Linked DNA regions of Mus musculus: regions 1 and 2 are each linked to region 3. A link is a loop called in an ENCODE intact Hi-C map of the cell type or tissue named here. Cell type or tissue: gastrocnemius. All regions are shown on one strand. Region 1 holds the start of Ccdc157 (coiled-coil domain containing 157). Region 2 overlaps Hormad2 (HORMA domain containing 2). Region 3 overlaps Castor1 (cytosolic arginine sensor for mTORC1 subunit 1).

Region 1 (5,000 bases), 60 kb before region 3:
GAAACTCTAAAACCACCTACATGGCGATTTCCAGTCTCTGACTGTCTTACTTAATGCTTTACTGCTGTAAAGAGAAAACGTGACCAAGGCAACTCTTATAAGGATGATATTTAATTGGAGCTGGCTTACAGGTTCAGAGGTTCAGTCCAGTATCATCAAGGGAGGAGCATGGCAGAGTCTAGGCAGATGTGGGTTGGAGGAGCTTAGAGTTCCACTTCGTTTTCCAAAGGCAGCTGGCAGAAGACTGGCTTCCAAGGGGCTAGAAGGGGTAATAAAGCCCATACCCACAGTGGCACACCTAATCTAACAAGGCAGCACCTATTCCATCCAACAAGGCCACACATACCTCTTAATAGTGCCACTCCCTGGGCAAAGCATATACAAACCACCACATTCCACTCCCTGGCCCCCATAGGCTTGTTCAAACATATGAGGCTATGGGGGCCATACCTAAACACAGCATCATGCAAAATACATTTAGTCCAACATCAAAGGTTCCCATACTCTATAGCAGCCTCAGCAATGTTCAAAAAAATTCCAGGGGCTGGAGAGATGGCTCAGCGGTTAAGAGCACTGACTGCTCTTCAAGAGGTCCTGAGTTCAATTCTCAGCAACCACGTGGTGGCTCACAACCATCTGTAATGGGATCCAATGCCCTCTTCTGGTGTGTCTGAAGACAGTGCACTCATATAAATAAAAATAAATAAATAAAGTCTCTTCTAAGATTCAAGCAGTCTCTTAACTGTAATCCCATATAAAGTCAAAAATACTGGGACCAAAGCAAGACAGAAAACCAGCTGGGCAAACTCCAAAGTCCATGTCTCCACATCCAATGTCAAAGCGCTCTTCAGATCGTCAGCTCCTTTCATCCTTGCCGACTGCTGTTGGCAGATCTGGCAGTCAGCAGCAGCAGACTTCATTCTCCTGGGCTGGTCCCACTCCCTGCTAGCAGTTTTCCTTGGCAGGTATCTCATGACTCTGGCATCTCTAACATCTTGGGGTCTCCAAGGCAACTTCAACTTTACAGCTTCTTAATCTAACTTTTATTCCAATGTCTGGGATCCACACATGATCTTTTGGGGATCCTCTAAAGGGCTGGCATCACTTCTCCAGCTCTGCCCTCTGAAGCACTCTAGGCTCTGCTTGACTCCAGCCAACTGCTGCTGCTGTTCCTGGTTATCATCTTATCGTACTGGCATCTCCAATACACTGGGGTCTACCACTGCAACTAGGCTTCACCAAGAGCCTCTCATAGGCTCTCTTCATGGGGCAAGCCTCAACTCCTTTGCATGACCCCTTCAGTCCTGGGCCATCAACTGTAACTGTAACTGCACCTTCACCAATGGCCTTCCCTGGCCTCTCACGGTGCCAAGCCTCAGCTGCTCTTCATGACACCTTCATGCCTTCAAACTAATACTGCCTGGGTAACTCTTACACACTGCCAAGTACAGCTGCAGCAACAACCATGGCTATCTCTGGAACACAGCTTCTTTGTGCTCTCAGAAAACACTTCCCAGAAGATTTCACCTCAGTGATGCTGGTCTCGTCTTAATCACTAATTTCTTAGCTCCAGCTAACCAGCATCAACTGTCCCAGCAATCCCTTCTACTCTAGACTCTAAAGCCAGAGCCACACAGCCAAATTCTGCTTCCTGTGGCTGGAACCTGATCCCCTTTATTATCTTACCAGCTTTCTGTTTTTCAACTCCCTCACTGCCTAAGCTTGGCTATCCTGAAACTTGCTCAGGAAATTGACTTTGAACTCAGAGATCTGCATGGCTTTGTCTCTTGGGATTAAAGATATGTACCACTACGCCTGAATTATGCTTTTCTTCATCTAGAACTTGCTCTGTCCCAGGCTGGCCTTGAACTCAGATCTGCTTCGTTTTTTGTCTCCTGGAATTAAAGGTGTTAGCACCATGTCCTGGACTCTGTAAGGAGGGATGCAGAGGAGGTGGTGCTGAACCAAAAAATGGGGCTAAAGGTGTAGTAAGTGGGACTCTATGGCATCTTCAAAATGCCAGGCCAAACAGGAAAGAAACAGGGGCGAGGGGTGGGGCGCTGAGGGGGCGAGGAACCGGCCAGAGTCAGGAGGGAAGTTCAGAGTCAGAGGATGTGGAATGGCTTACCTGTCTCCGGCGTCGCAGCCTCAGCTCTGTGTCTGTCTGGCTCACAGAACTTCCTCCAGAGCGTCTGAGGCTCCGAGAATGCCTCGCAACTCTAAGTTGGGAGCCCAGGCCGCTGCCTTGGCAACGGCGTACCGCGCCACGGAGCAGGCGGGGCGGGGCTGGAAGTGCGAAACGGCGAGAGGGCGGGACCGGAAGTGCTCCCGCGGCTTCTCTCTCTGGGTCGCCGCCATCTTGTCATTGAGTTGGATACTTCGTGTGGTGATCTTTAATCTTGTCGTCGCACCGGTTGTCGCCACCGAGGTGGACTGGCAGCCCTGAGCGTCGCAGTCATGCAGGCCGGACCCGTGCAGGCGGTACCCCCGCCGCCGCCAGTAGCCACTGAGTCCAAACAGGTATCGTGCCCCGCGCTCCCTGCCTGCAGGCCTGCTGGAGGCCTCGTTCCTCCCCTCCGCGCGGGCGCTGTGGCACTGCTGCTGGAAGCTCAGGCCACCCCGAAGGACATGGAGGGACTGCAAGTCCCAGGAGTCAGCGCGCTGAGTTGCCTTCTGGTCTCGAAAAAGATATCCCTAGAACCGGACTTTTCAAAACCAGCATGCGGACCTGCACCCCCGGCTTCCTCTGGGGTCTTATGTGAACCACGAAGCCTCCATTCAAAAAGAGGAGAGCTAAGCAAATCATTCTTTCCCCTAGATTAGGAATGGCTGCGTAAATACAGTATGGCTAAGGAAACTTGCCCTGTTTTGTTTTTAACTGCGTCCTCGGATGCTAACCCAAGAGAGTCTGCAGTCTACAGGACAGACGTTCCTGTCAGTATCATGGAGCGTTTATGATAGCCTAATCCGAGCCGGGGACTTGAAGCCCTTACTACCTTTTCTCTGTTTTCACAGCCAATTGAAGAAGAAGCATCGTCAAAGGAGGATCCCACCCCTTCCAAGCCAGTGGTCGGCATTATTTACCCTCCCCCGGAGGTCAGGAACATCGTCGACAAGACTGCCAGTTTTGTGGCCAGGTAACAGCTGCTTCTGCACAGAGGGAACTTGTAGTATAAAGGTCTTTTAAAGCAGCACAGGGGCATCATGGGGAGTTCTAGAGGCTCTGGCTTAGACTCCTTACTTCTTCCAAAACCACAGGAGAGCAATGAGGTAGGTGATAGATAGGACTGGTATGGTTGACATACCACAACAGTAATCGCAGTGAAAGCCATGCCTAGCTGTGTAGTCACTAGGAGTTTCTGCTTCCAAAACAAGTCTGTGGAAATTCCTGGTAGCTTCTTTGTGGCTGCTGATGTGCATATGCTGTGTTAACCTGAAGAAAGAAAAAGAAGAGTTGATTATTCTCATTGTGAAAGGACGACTTTCCCAGAGCCTCAGCTGAATCCAGAGCAAGCTGTTCAGCATGTTAGCTAGTTTCCAGGCAAGGTGAACATTGGTCAGGATTCCTCAACCTCCTCATCCCACATACTTCTGCACCCTTGGATGGAATCTTCTAAGGGCCACTTGACTTCCAACGGTCAACACATCTCCTGGCTTAGGGCACTTATAGAGTATTCTTTTGGCAGCCAGCATCATTATCCAGTCTGCAGATGTTTAGTTTGTCCTTAGAATCCTTAAAAGAGAAAAATCCTATTACCACACTTAGAAATGAGGTGATTTCACAGTCAGTCTGAATTTCTGGCTTTTCCTGAACCAGGCTGCTTCTTACATGGCAGAGCTTCTTGGCCTTGAAGTGTGTACAGGACGTGTGTTGTCCAGGACCCACACTTTGTCACTCCCTTTAGCGAGCATCCCTACCACCTTGAATCATTTAATACTGTTTTGTTCCCACCTTCCTAATGAAGTGACACATCAAAAGAGATTCTGATTGGTAAATTGTACTGTGCACACCGTGAGAGTTCAGATCACTTTGCAGACTTTAATTAATTTGGATTTTCACTGAAAAGATGCCTCACGATAGGGCATTGAGTGTTGTGTGTGATTGGCTAATATTTAATAATAACCCTAATGCCTTCCCCCCTCTCTCCTGTGATGCTAATAATTGGGGAAAGGCTGTTGCATAATGAAGAAGAGCAATCTTACTGTGAGGACAACCCCTGTCAGCTGTTGTCACCATTAGCTGTTTCCTTCTGACCATGGCATCCTTTTTAGATACAGTAATAGCAACACAAGTACTGTCATGTCTTGATTTTCTTTGCATGCTAAATTGGAAACATTTCCTAATTTTTAGTTTCCCTCATGCTGCATGCTTTCTATGGAAAGGTTGCAGTGTCCAGGCTATGTGTTTTCTTTTGAGACGGTTTCCAGTGTTTCCACTTGGTCAGTGAAGCTGTAAGAGGAGTTTGCACACTGTCTTTCCCTTATAGAAGGCTTCTTCTTTTTTGTTGTTGTTGTTGTGTTTGTTTGTTTGTTTGTTTGTTTTTCAAGACAGGGTTTCTCTGTGTAGCCCTGGCTGTCCTGGAACTCATTCTATAGACCAGGCTGGCCTCGAACTCAGAAATCCGCCTGCCTCTGCCTCCTGAGTGCTGGGATTAAAGGCGTGTGCCACCATGCCCGGCTAGAAGTTTTCTTTAGAAGGAACTCTGTGTGAAACAGTAACGGCTAAGAGAGCATTGAAAGCTTCAGGGATTGGGGAGACACCTCAGTTCAGTCAGGTGTTGAGTACAAGAACTTGAGTTTGGATCCCATGGTGTATATTCCATGGATACCCATGTTAAAGCGAGATTGAGCAGTGGCTACGTCTGGTAACCTCAGTACTGGGAAATAGAGACACAGATTCCTGGAGCAAATTGCTATGCTTCATATTCAATGAGAGAGCTTTTGTCCTTTGCCTCAAAAACTAAGGTGGGGCCAGTGTATTCATGTACTCTGAAGGTAGG
Region 2 (5,000 bases), 200 kb after region 3:
TAAAGATGAGAGTGAGATGGAACGCTCTCAGCGTCTATGAGAGCATCAACAGAGGGCGTTCAGTGCTCACGAGCTCAGAGTAATGCTGTAGCTTTTACTTTTCCAGAAGATCATAAGCAAATAATTAGATATTTTATTATTATCATACAATAGTAAATGCTTATTAGTTCTACAATATATATTAATAAATTACTTTTATACATTTATGATTAGGAGAATCTTAATATTGACATGTTATAAAAAATAGCCTCAGTTCTTTTTTTTCTTCGAGACAGGGTTTCTCTGTGTGGCCCTGGCTGGTCTAGAACTCACTTTGTAGACCAGGCTGACCTCGAACTCAGAAATCCGCCTGCCTCTGCCTCCCAAGTGCTAGGATTAAAGGCGAGTGCCATCACTGCCGGCCCGGCCCAATAGCCTCAGTTCTAAACTGCTTTTTTTTTGGTTTTTGGGTGTTTCTAAAAACAAAAAAATCTAGTTTCTAAAAATATTTTCATAATAAAAGACTTGTTTCATTTATAATGAAACATAAAGTTCATGATAAATTGCTCTGTTTATGTGGTAGTCTAGTAACATAATTGATAGCCTCATTTCAGATAAATATACTTAAATATAGTATACATACACTACCCTCTTACCTCAGGTTCCTTGGGATTTGTGTAAAGCTGTTTAAGGGAAAATAAAAAGCACTTAATTTCCAGACTTACTAATTGCTGCTCACTGAATGCACTGTCTTTGTGAAGAGTTTAATTTGTACTGTGCTAACTGAGTCCCGAGCACCAGCTAGGCATATTTCTAGCTAGATATAGGATGAGCTCGTATTTTACTAAAAACTCGGAATCTTTACAACTTTCTATGAACACTAAATATAAGGAAGTTTATAACTGATGCATAGTATTTTTGATTAATATGACTGAACTACAAGTAAATTCATTTGTTTGTTTGTTTGTTTGTTTGTTTGTTTGTTTCAAGACAGGGTTTCTCTGTGTAGCCCTGGCTGTCCTGGAACTCACTCTGTAGACCAGGCTGGCCTCGAACTCAGAAATCCGCCTGCCTCTGCCTCCCAAGTGCTGGGATTAAAGGCGTGTGCCACCACTGCCCAGCTGTACAAATAAATTCTTAACTTGTTATGTCATAAATATTTAAATAATTAATATGTTTTATCAATGGTATCTCAATTTTCTACAATCATTTTATACCTATGGGTATATAAAACTTCAAAAAAAAAGTCCACAAAACTTTCAAACAAAAGACTTTGGATCTGTTACATATCTAAAAATATATTTAAATCCTAAGCATTAATATGATATATTCTCTCATATGATATGTTCTCTCATATAATAATATATATGTCAAAGAAATATACTGAACATTTATAATATCTTAAGTTCTGATATATCCAATTTTGAAATGCTAAAATGTCATAAATCTCACGAGGGGAAGCGGGAAAGATGCCTGTTTAATGCTGTACTTGCCAAAAGTTCATGCAGAGACAGAGACTTGGCCTTTAAGTTTGTACTTACTGTTAATACTGCCATGTGTAGCTTCAAGAGAAAAGAAAACTCTGTTATTATATGTTTGTACTATAGTATTGACAATTCTGATGAAGACTAATTCAAATATTACTTCAGAGAGAAAATATTCAGAAGGTCAGAAAAAGGAACTAATTCACCCATTCAAACAATTTCTATTACAAACACTGGCTTTACTGGGACAAAAGAAGGATTATCAAAAAAAAGTTTCTTATTTTCTAATTCGGGAACCAAAAGATATGCAAAACAATCCATTATTGTTCAAAATTAAATGTACCACAAGAATCCCTAATAAGTACTCCTTTTAAAATTTACCAAGCAAGGTAAACAACTTAGAAACTCTGATGTGTCTCACAAACTCGTGCCTTTCTCTATACATCACAAAACTACAAAGACATTCTCTCAGCTTTAAAGAATATTGAATATACAGACATAAATAGAATCAACACTATGATAAATTCTTAAATATAAAACGTGAGGACCATAATTCTGTAGCAGTTGACTAAAACTTTAGTGCCACCTTGTGGCTATTTTAGCATATAACTGATTTTTTTTTTCTTCTTTATAACTGATTTTTATGACCACACAGTAAAACTATTAATAGTTTATTGTCACATTAAAAGAAGAAAGAATATGGCTAGCCGCTGATCTCAAGATGCATGCCGACTAGAAAGGGGAACTAACAGTAAGAAAATCACATGGCCACACTGTTATACTCAGGGTCTGCTGTGAAGAAACAACACAAAGTGTTAGGGGAACCCTCAAATGAGGGACAATTTTAGCGGCAGGACAAGATGGAGCTAGGCAGGCCATGCATAGGGTCTGGACAGACCTTTTTGAGCAAGAGGAACAGTATGTGGAAGATACTGGCATCCTAGAGAGTCTTCGTGTAGCCTGAGCATGGGAGTGAGGGAGGGTGTCTTAGAAAATCAATAGGGACATTCAGGCCTGCTCGATCGTGCAAACAGCTTTGAACACTTTTTTAAATTCCTGGGAAATTTTTAGGCATAAAGGATAACATGATCAGAGTTCAGTTTCTGAAAGAATGTAGTGTGGTTCACGAGCAGGAATTGTGAGAGATGAGAGGGGCAATAGGGGAAGTACCCAGAATTTCATAACTAGTAAGACCATGTTCTTCAACAGGACATCTTCCAAGGGCACTTGCTACTTGAAACCTGGTTTTACTTGAACTACTCTTTGTTTCTTTGGGTTTTCTTGAGACAGGGTTTCTATATAACAGTCCTGGTAGTCCTGGAACTCACTCAGTAGGTCCCACTGGCCTGAAACTCACAGAGACCTGCCTCTACTTCCTGAGTGCTGAGTTTAAAGGCTTGCGTCACCAGTGACCTGCTTTTTTATTCCTCTTCCTCCTCTTCCTCTTCCCCCACTCCTTTCTTCTTTGTAAGAAACAGGGTCTTGTCACCGCGTGGATGGCCTTGATCAGGACTGTTAGCTGAGATCTCTGGAGTGAAAGAGGGTCTTGTCACGCGTGGACGGCCTTGATCAGGTTAGCTGAGATCTCTGGAGCTGCCCTTCTGAAGGATTCAGAGTTTTTGCATAACTTAGTCCCAAGACATACCTGGCGAACCAGGAAATCTCCTGACTGAACTGCTTAGGTAATCGGCCTTCACACAACTCCTACATCAGATAAGAGGTTTTGCTATGCGGAAATTGTCTTGCTAAAAGTGCCTTTTTTGTGTAACAATAAAGAACTTATGAAAAGTTCCTAGGTGTTCAGTACTTCCGAGGCTAATCCATCCCGCTGCGCTGCCGAGAAGCCAAATTCATCCTGCAATGTCTCTTTCTCAACCCAGACCCCAGACAACCAATAATTTAGCAACAGGTACAGCTGAACCAGTAGATAACTAGCAATCATTAGCCCTCATATGAGCAACACTCACCTCCTGCCATGTCTCTAAGCCCTTCCCTGATCTGTCTTATCTTTGTATCCCTCTGTCCCCTGGGTCAAAATGGAATGAATGTGAGTAACTGTTCACCCAAGGTGGGAAGGAGTGAGGGACTCCGTGACTACATTACTGACACAATGGCAAGCCTCTTCACTGCAGCTTAACGTGGAGCTGACGAGTGAAGACTTGGGGGAATGGAGCAAGCATAGGAGCAGGGGTTTCATTCAGGTGCATCGCATCTCTTCAGCCAGACCTTGAGCCTTCATTCTTCACATTCTTCATTCGTGTCTACTGAAGCATGAGAGAGCATACGCACTTAAAATCTGGGCTGTGTCTTTTAAAAGTTCAAAGTTATACACAGGAGTTATAATTAACAAAATAAAATAGAGTAAAACTTCATTATTTAACTATTTCTTCTTTTCCATCTGCAAACCGAGTCACCGCTATTTAGAACATGTTCAACGTGCTAACTACCAGATTCTTGTCTTCCTTAACCCACATCCTGTGGATCTTGTCCAGTGACTTCAGAGGAAATTCTGTGGTTAAAAAAGATATGCGTATATAAAAAGGAAAACGAAGCTTTCGTTTCTATTTGTTGTAAGGGAGACAACAGTGAGGCGACACAGACAAAATAAAAGAAAATCGACTAACAAATAAAAAAGCAAGCACTGCTATACTGTTAAACACTACAAAATAAAATGTCTAAACTTTTTTAAGGAGTAAAGATGAGTCTTTAATTTGGAGGTAAATTTTCAAAAATTCTTACGTATCTCTTTTCCAAAGCATCAAAACAACCTTGAATCCTGTCAAGAAATAATATCCAATGTCACTTTAGCCCATATGAACAGCCAAAAAAATAAATCCAAGTATGTAATTAGTTTGCACTTCTATTTTGCAGTATATAAATTAACAATCATTCTGCCCGTTCTGTTTAACCACCTTTTAAAACCCCAAGCCATTCCCATATATCTATAGAATATTATAAATAACACACAGCTCTGAAGCACAGAAGTGTTCTCTCTCTTCCCAGCACAGAATGGTAGTAAACACAAAGGTATATAGTGAATAATCGCAGTTAGGATTTTTTTTTCTTTATATAAGTCTATTTTCTTCTAAAATGAAATCAATAGTTTAAAATAATACTGAATAATTGCTACAATTTTCAGGAAAGAGGGCTAATAAAGTATTCTCTTTTTAGGAAAAGATTTTAGAAAATAAAGTTTGATGGGCAATTTTACAGAATTTACTTACCATTTAATAATATGTAATGACCCCGGACACTTTTTGTCTTCCCGGAGAATTTTTAAACTGAGGTCTAGAAAAAAAGAAACATCACTGTTATACTGAAAACTTCATGCTAAATAAAGCATTTCCTTTATTTTTTTATTTGTAAAATTTAGTTTTTCAAGACAGGGTTTCTCTGTGTAGCCTTAGCTGTCCATAAACTCACTCTGTAGACCAGGCTGACCTTGAACTCAGAGATCCACCTGGCTCTGCCTCCTGAGTGCTGGGATCAAAGGTGTACACCGCCACTGCATGGCACGTTTTGATGTTTAAACACCCA
Region 3 (5,000 bases):
CTGGCGGCCAGGCCGGGGCTGCCGTATCTGCGATGGAACTTCACATCCTAGAGCACCGGGTGCGAGTACTGAGCATTGCCCGTCCGGGCCTCTGGCTCTACACCCACCCGCTCATCAAGCTGCTCTTCCTGCCCTGTCGCAGTCGGTGCGCACCCGGGTTCACGAGCGCAGGTCGGGCGGGTGGAGGCTCCTCTGCCCCTCTGGGCCAGGGGCGGAGGACTAGAGTCGCCGCGAAGCAGCGGGTACCGGGTGGGGACGCTAGCCACTCTGGCCATCATCCAGCCTGGGCCTTACCCTTTCTGCGACGCCGCCTATCCGGCCCGGAGGGCCCCGCTCCCAGGGCTTGTCAAGGTGCAAACTGCCTGGAGTAGGCAGTGTAGTGGGGGCATGTGTTCCTTGGCAGGCTGTAGCCCCTTTCTAGTCTCCTCACGTTAACTTTTGAGAGTTGTCCAGGGGGACCCAAAGCCTTCCACTTCTGTGGAATGGAGGGGAGATCCCAAATATGGGATCTAGACTCATTGATCCAAGGAAGAGAGTGAGGCCCGAGTGCGGGTCCGGAAGGCTCCTGGTGGGGGGTCCTTTAGTGCTGCTGGAGCAGACTTCATTTGCTGTCTCCATTCCATTCACTCTAGGCTGAAAGTCTTCCCACCCCTTCCCTCCTCCTAGGTGCAAGTTCTTCAGCCTGACTGAGACTCCGGAAGATTACACTCTCATGGTGGATGAGGAGGGCTTTAAAGGTCGGAACTGGTTCCTTGTTTGCCTCTAAGCAGTATTCTTACTAAGTTTAGGGATCCAGCTTCCCAGAGAGCTTAGACCCCAAAGGAATATAGGTCCGGGTTCAAACCTTCCATCACTCACTGAAGTACTGTGTGGGATGGAGTCGTGACCGTTTGACAAAATTTGTGAGAGTTTTATAAACGTAAAACCCACACGGAGCTGAATATGAGTCCCAGGCCAGCACAGGTGGCCATGGTGTCTCACAGTTTTAGGGGAAAATAAAGGGGTTCCTGCAGCTGTTTTACCCTGAACATTATTTCTTCTTGGACTTGTCTCCCCAGTGGAAAGCAGCCCCTCCCTTACTGGCTTGGGAAGCCTAGGCGGCTGAGAGTTAGGGAAGGAATGCAGGGGCAGGCAGCAAGCCCAGAGCAGGGTCCAGGGCCTCCTGGCTGAGTCTGAGTGAACAACAGCTACCCTGGCCCTTGTCCCTGTTCAGGACTGGGACCGGGGAAATGACTTCTGGCTTCCATGTCTGCCTGCTTGCCCCATCCTCTAAGGCCTGGAGTCTCAAGCTAGCCACCTAGAGTTTGGCTGAGCCTCCCTCCCTAAGGACTTAGATTCCCTGTTCTGTAGGGAAATCTGTCTGCAAGGGAGCTTTCCCATCAGTTGGTCACTGGGTGCCCTCTGGTGGTGCTTTGAAGCCCATGAAGTCCATTTTGCAGATAGGAAACAGACTAAATGGTGTTTGTAATCCCAGCACATAGGAGGCTGTGGCAATAAGATCAGTTTAAGTTAAATCTCAGCTTAATCTACATTGTAAAGGCGCTGTCTCAAAGCAAACAAAACGCCCCAAAACACACTTGTCTCACACAGCAAAATGGTGTAAAAAGAAAAAAGAAAAAGAAAAATCTGGGCCTTGAATCTAGTTGTGAGTTTGGAGTAGTAATGCTCACTGAGAATGCTCGCATGATGCACACCAAGGTAGAAACGATAGGAACCGGCCCTGAGCTCTGAGTCTGTCAGGAAACAGATCTGATGGGCAAGGTTTAAACAGAGAAACTGAGAGGCGGAGAGAGCTGACTAACCAGGCATGTACCTCCTGCCCACAGAGCTACCCCCATCCGAGTTCCTGCAAGTGGCTGAGGCCACATGGCTGGTGATGAACGTATCTCACAGTGGCTCCGTGGTGCAGGCTGCTGGAGTAACCAAGATTGCCCGGTCTGTCATTGCCCCGCTGGCTGAACACCATGTGTCTGTTCTGATGTTGTCCACATACCAGACAGACTTCATCCTGGTGGGTTTTGGGCAGGTGCTAATGCAGGTCATACGCAGAGGGACCTGGTGTTGCGTAATATGTGTCCTTTGCCTTGACCCAGGTACGGGAGCAGGACCTGTCTGTGGTGATCCACACACTGGCCCAGGAGTTCCAAATCTACCGTGAAGTAGGCGGGGAGCCTGTGCCCGTTACTGGAGACGATTCCAGCAATGGCTTTCCCCAGATCCAGCACGGTGAGGTCTGCCCGCCAGCACCCAGATTTAAGTGGGACCTTTTCCCACGGGAGGGCTTGTCTTTTAAAAGGGTGCAAAACACTCTCACTGTATGAGATGGGCTAGCCTTTCCTTGACCTGCCACCAGGGGTCGCCCCAGTCCAAGATAACCTTGTGGCCCCTGTCTCCTGAGCAGGGCCCAGTCCCACGGTGCATCCCATTCAGAGCCCTCAGAACCGCTTTTGTGTCCTCACACTGGACCCTGAGACACTGCCGGCTGTCGCCACCACCCTCATCGATGTCCTCTTCTACTCCCACAGGTGGGTCATGCGTGCACGTGATCTCTGCCTCCCACTACTGTTTCCTGCCCTCTGCCTTTTGTCTCATCCCTTCTGTTACTCTGTGTCATGCTCAGTGCCTTAGGGTTCTGACAGCCTGTTAGGCCTCAGCCAGAGGTGTCGGCAGAGCCACTTCCCAGCCATATACTCCCAATCCGGCTCTCCCTCTGCTCAAGGCCTCTGGCCGTTGGGGCTTATCCCTCAGGAAATCAGGGGTCTCTCACAATGAAGTAAGAGATTCAAGGGCCTTCCCAGAGCTGTCCGGCTCCTCCTCTGTGGTCTGCTCGTTAGGTAATGTTCCCTGCCATCATATCTCTTAAGTGTCCCCAAGGAAGCGGCCTCGGGCGGTCCTGAATCAACGTCCATTCCGTTCTTCGCTTTCTCCCTCATCGAGGGGTACATCTCCATTGTCATGGATGCAGAGATCCAGAGAAAGTATGTAACTCCTTCCTTAATTCTCCATAGACCACAGACCCTCAGCCAGCCTCAGGGAAGGTGGGGGAGGGGTGCCAGGTTCCGAGGTTAGCAGGACAGGCCCTATGGGTCAGGCTAGATGGGGGTGCGTGAAGTGCCTTTCCCATCACCCACTGCTTCCCCAGGTTCCCCAGTGACCTCCTGCTGACCAGTTCTTCTGGGGAGCTGTGGAGGATGGTGCGCATCGGGGGACAGCCCCTGGGCTTCGGTGAGGTCCACTCACTCCCTGGGGGGGGCGGGGAGGGCAAGCCTGTGGGTCTTCACAGCATCTAAGGTAAGCCACCCGTGTCTCCAACCCTCAGATGAATGTGGGATTGTGGCCCAGATTGCGGGTCCCCTGGCGGCTGTTGACATCTCTGCTTACTACATCAGCACATTCAACTTTGACCATGCGCTGGTGAGGACCTGGCTGGGACGGAGGTTCCAGCAAGCACACTGAGGTCCCTTGCGGGGGGAGGGGGGGGGCAGCATCACAGCTAGTTTAGGGGGTCGGGCATCCCTGGCCAGAGTTAGCCTGGCGTTTCATGCTGTACACTCCCTCCAGGTTCCTGAAGACGAGATCGGCTGTGTCATTGATATTCTCCAGCGAAGGCAGGAAAGCCAGGCTTCCAAGGACCCATAGGGAAGCACCAGACCCCCAGCATTCCCGTAAAGCCCCCCGGGGCTCCAGAAACTTTTCTGAGCTTCAGAACAAGTCCCTGGTCCTGCCAAGGGATCCTGGTTCTGCTGTCTGTCTGTCAGCTGTATGGAGCTGGGACTCGTGGCCATGCCTGGTTCTGCTGTCTGTCTGTCAGCTGTATGGAGCTGGGACTCGTGGCCATGCCTGCCCACAAAAGATACCTTGGTGCTTGGGGCTTAGATCCCCGACCCAACATTTTCTATGTGACCTCAGCAATGCACAGAGCCTGCTTGCCTGCAGCTGGAGCCGCCTCTCCCCTGGCTAAGGCTCACATCCCCGGGCCGGGCTCTGACCTCCAGCCTGCACTGCTTTCCTAGCCAGATGAGTTCAGCAGTGCACTCCCTTCGCGGGACTCCGAAGGAAGAATTAAATCTCACTTTTATTTTCATGACTGTTTATATAAATAAAAGACTTGCGGATTTGTGCCCTCTGGTTCTGAGTGACAGCTGGCGTCATGTCTTGGTCTCTCCCAGACTTGTCCCCCCGTCCTTGGCTTTTCAAGCAGTTTATGTATGTGACAAATGAGGAACTGAAGCCTCCAGCACATTTGTGACTAAGTCATGTGGTTCATCTCTAAAGTAGAGCGTCTCTTAATTCGTAGTTACTTACAGAACAACCTAGAGAGTTCCCCACACTGGGAGAAATTCCCCTGTCCCTCTTACCTAAGAGTCCCCTGGCTGGATCCTGGAGAACCTATCCAGGAGGTCTCAAAGCACCTTTCTCCAAGGCTGCTGTCTGCAACCCACGGGCCTTGCCTGAATGCTTATGCCCCTCTTACGGAGAAGTCACACACTTTATGACACTTGGAATAGTGGCCAGCCAGGCCTTTTGGGGTTTTTTTGTTTTTTTGTTTTTTTTTTGAGACAGGGTTTCTCTGTGTAGCCCTGGCTGTCCTGGAACTCACTTTGTAGACCAGGCTGGCCTCCAACTCAGAAATCCGCCTGCCTCTGCCTCCCAAGTGCTGGGATTAAAGGCATGTGCCACCACGCCCGGCTTTTAATGGATTACTTTTTTTTTGGTTTTGGTTTTGGTTTTTTGGTTTTTCAAGACAGGGTTTCTCTGTATAGCCCTGGCTGTCCTGGAACTCATTATGTAGACCAGGCTGGCCTCGAACTCAGAAATCCAACTGCCTCTGCCTCCCAAGTGCTGGGATTAAAGGCGTATGCCACCACGCCCAGCATAAATCTTTTTTTTTTTTTTTTTTTTTTTTGAGACAAGGGTTTCTCTGTGTAGCTCTGGCTGTCCTGGAACTCACTTTGTAGAGCAGGCTGGCCTTGAACTCAGAAATCCGCCTGCCTTTGCCT

The links. Peaks named below come from ENCODE experiments on the same cell type or tissue, not always from the same donor. Only the 100,000 strongest peaks of a DNase experiment are listed, where the experiment ranks them.
Region 1: a loop joins it to region 3, with 1.8 times the contacts of the local background. A loop is called at or near these places in 11 of 42 quality-filtered maps.
Region 2: a loop joins it to region 3, with 8 times the contacts of the local background. A loop is called at or near these places in 8 of 42 quality-filtered maps.

Annotation. Positions count from the first base shown.
Region 1 is chr11:4,158,031-4,163,030 of GRCm38, forward strand. It overlaps Ccdc157 (coiled-coil domain containing 157), which reads right to left and starts at 2,263. Exons shown (of 12, transcript NM_001164620.1): 1 at 2,129-2,263. It overlaps Sf3a1 (splicing factor 3a, subunit 1), which reads left to right and starts at 2,324. Exons shown (of 16, transcript NM_026175.5): 1 at 2,324-2,520; 2 at 3,016-3,137. The coding sequence starts at 2,458. In gastrocnemius, a CTCF peak has its summit at 2,512; a DNase peak (open chromatin) is centred at 2,293; H3K4me3 peaks cover 2,761 bases; H3K27ac peaks cover 2,039 bases.
Region 2 is chr11:4,420,069-4,425,068 of GRCm38, forward strand. It overlaps Hormad2 (HORMA domain containing 2), which reads right to left. Exons shown (of 11, transcript NM_029458.1): 4 at 4,688-4,751; 5 at 4,203-4,239; 6 at 1,521-1,541; 7 at 636-662. Among named protein-coding and RNA genes, the nearest start is that of Hormad2, 19 kb to the right of the region's middle. In gastrocnemius, a CTCF peak has its summit at 2,051 (motif pointing left); no DNase peak of the experiment used is centred here.
Region 3 is chr11:4,218,282-4,223,281 of GRCm38, forward strand. It overlaps Castor1 (cytosolic arginine sensor for mTORC1 subunit 1), which reads left to right. Exons shown (of 9, transcript NM_028022.2): 1 at 1-145; 2 at 667-737; 3 at 1,827-2,011; 4 at 2,094-2,226; 5 at 2,402-2,525; 6 at 2,865-2,978; 7 at 3,143-3,225; 8 at 3,320-3,414; 9 at 3,562-4,128. The coding sequence starts at 33. The coding sequence ends at 3,639. Among named protein-coding and RNA genes, the nearest start is that of Castor1, 2.6 kb to the left of the region's middle. In gastrocnemius, CTCF peaks have their summits at 1,397 (motif pointing left) and 2,344 (motif pointing right); DNase peaks (open chromatin) are centred at 228, 1,297, 1,879, 2,355 and 2 more places; H3K4me3 peaks cover 1,370 bases; H3K27ac peaks cover 2,174 bases.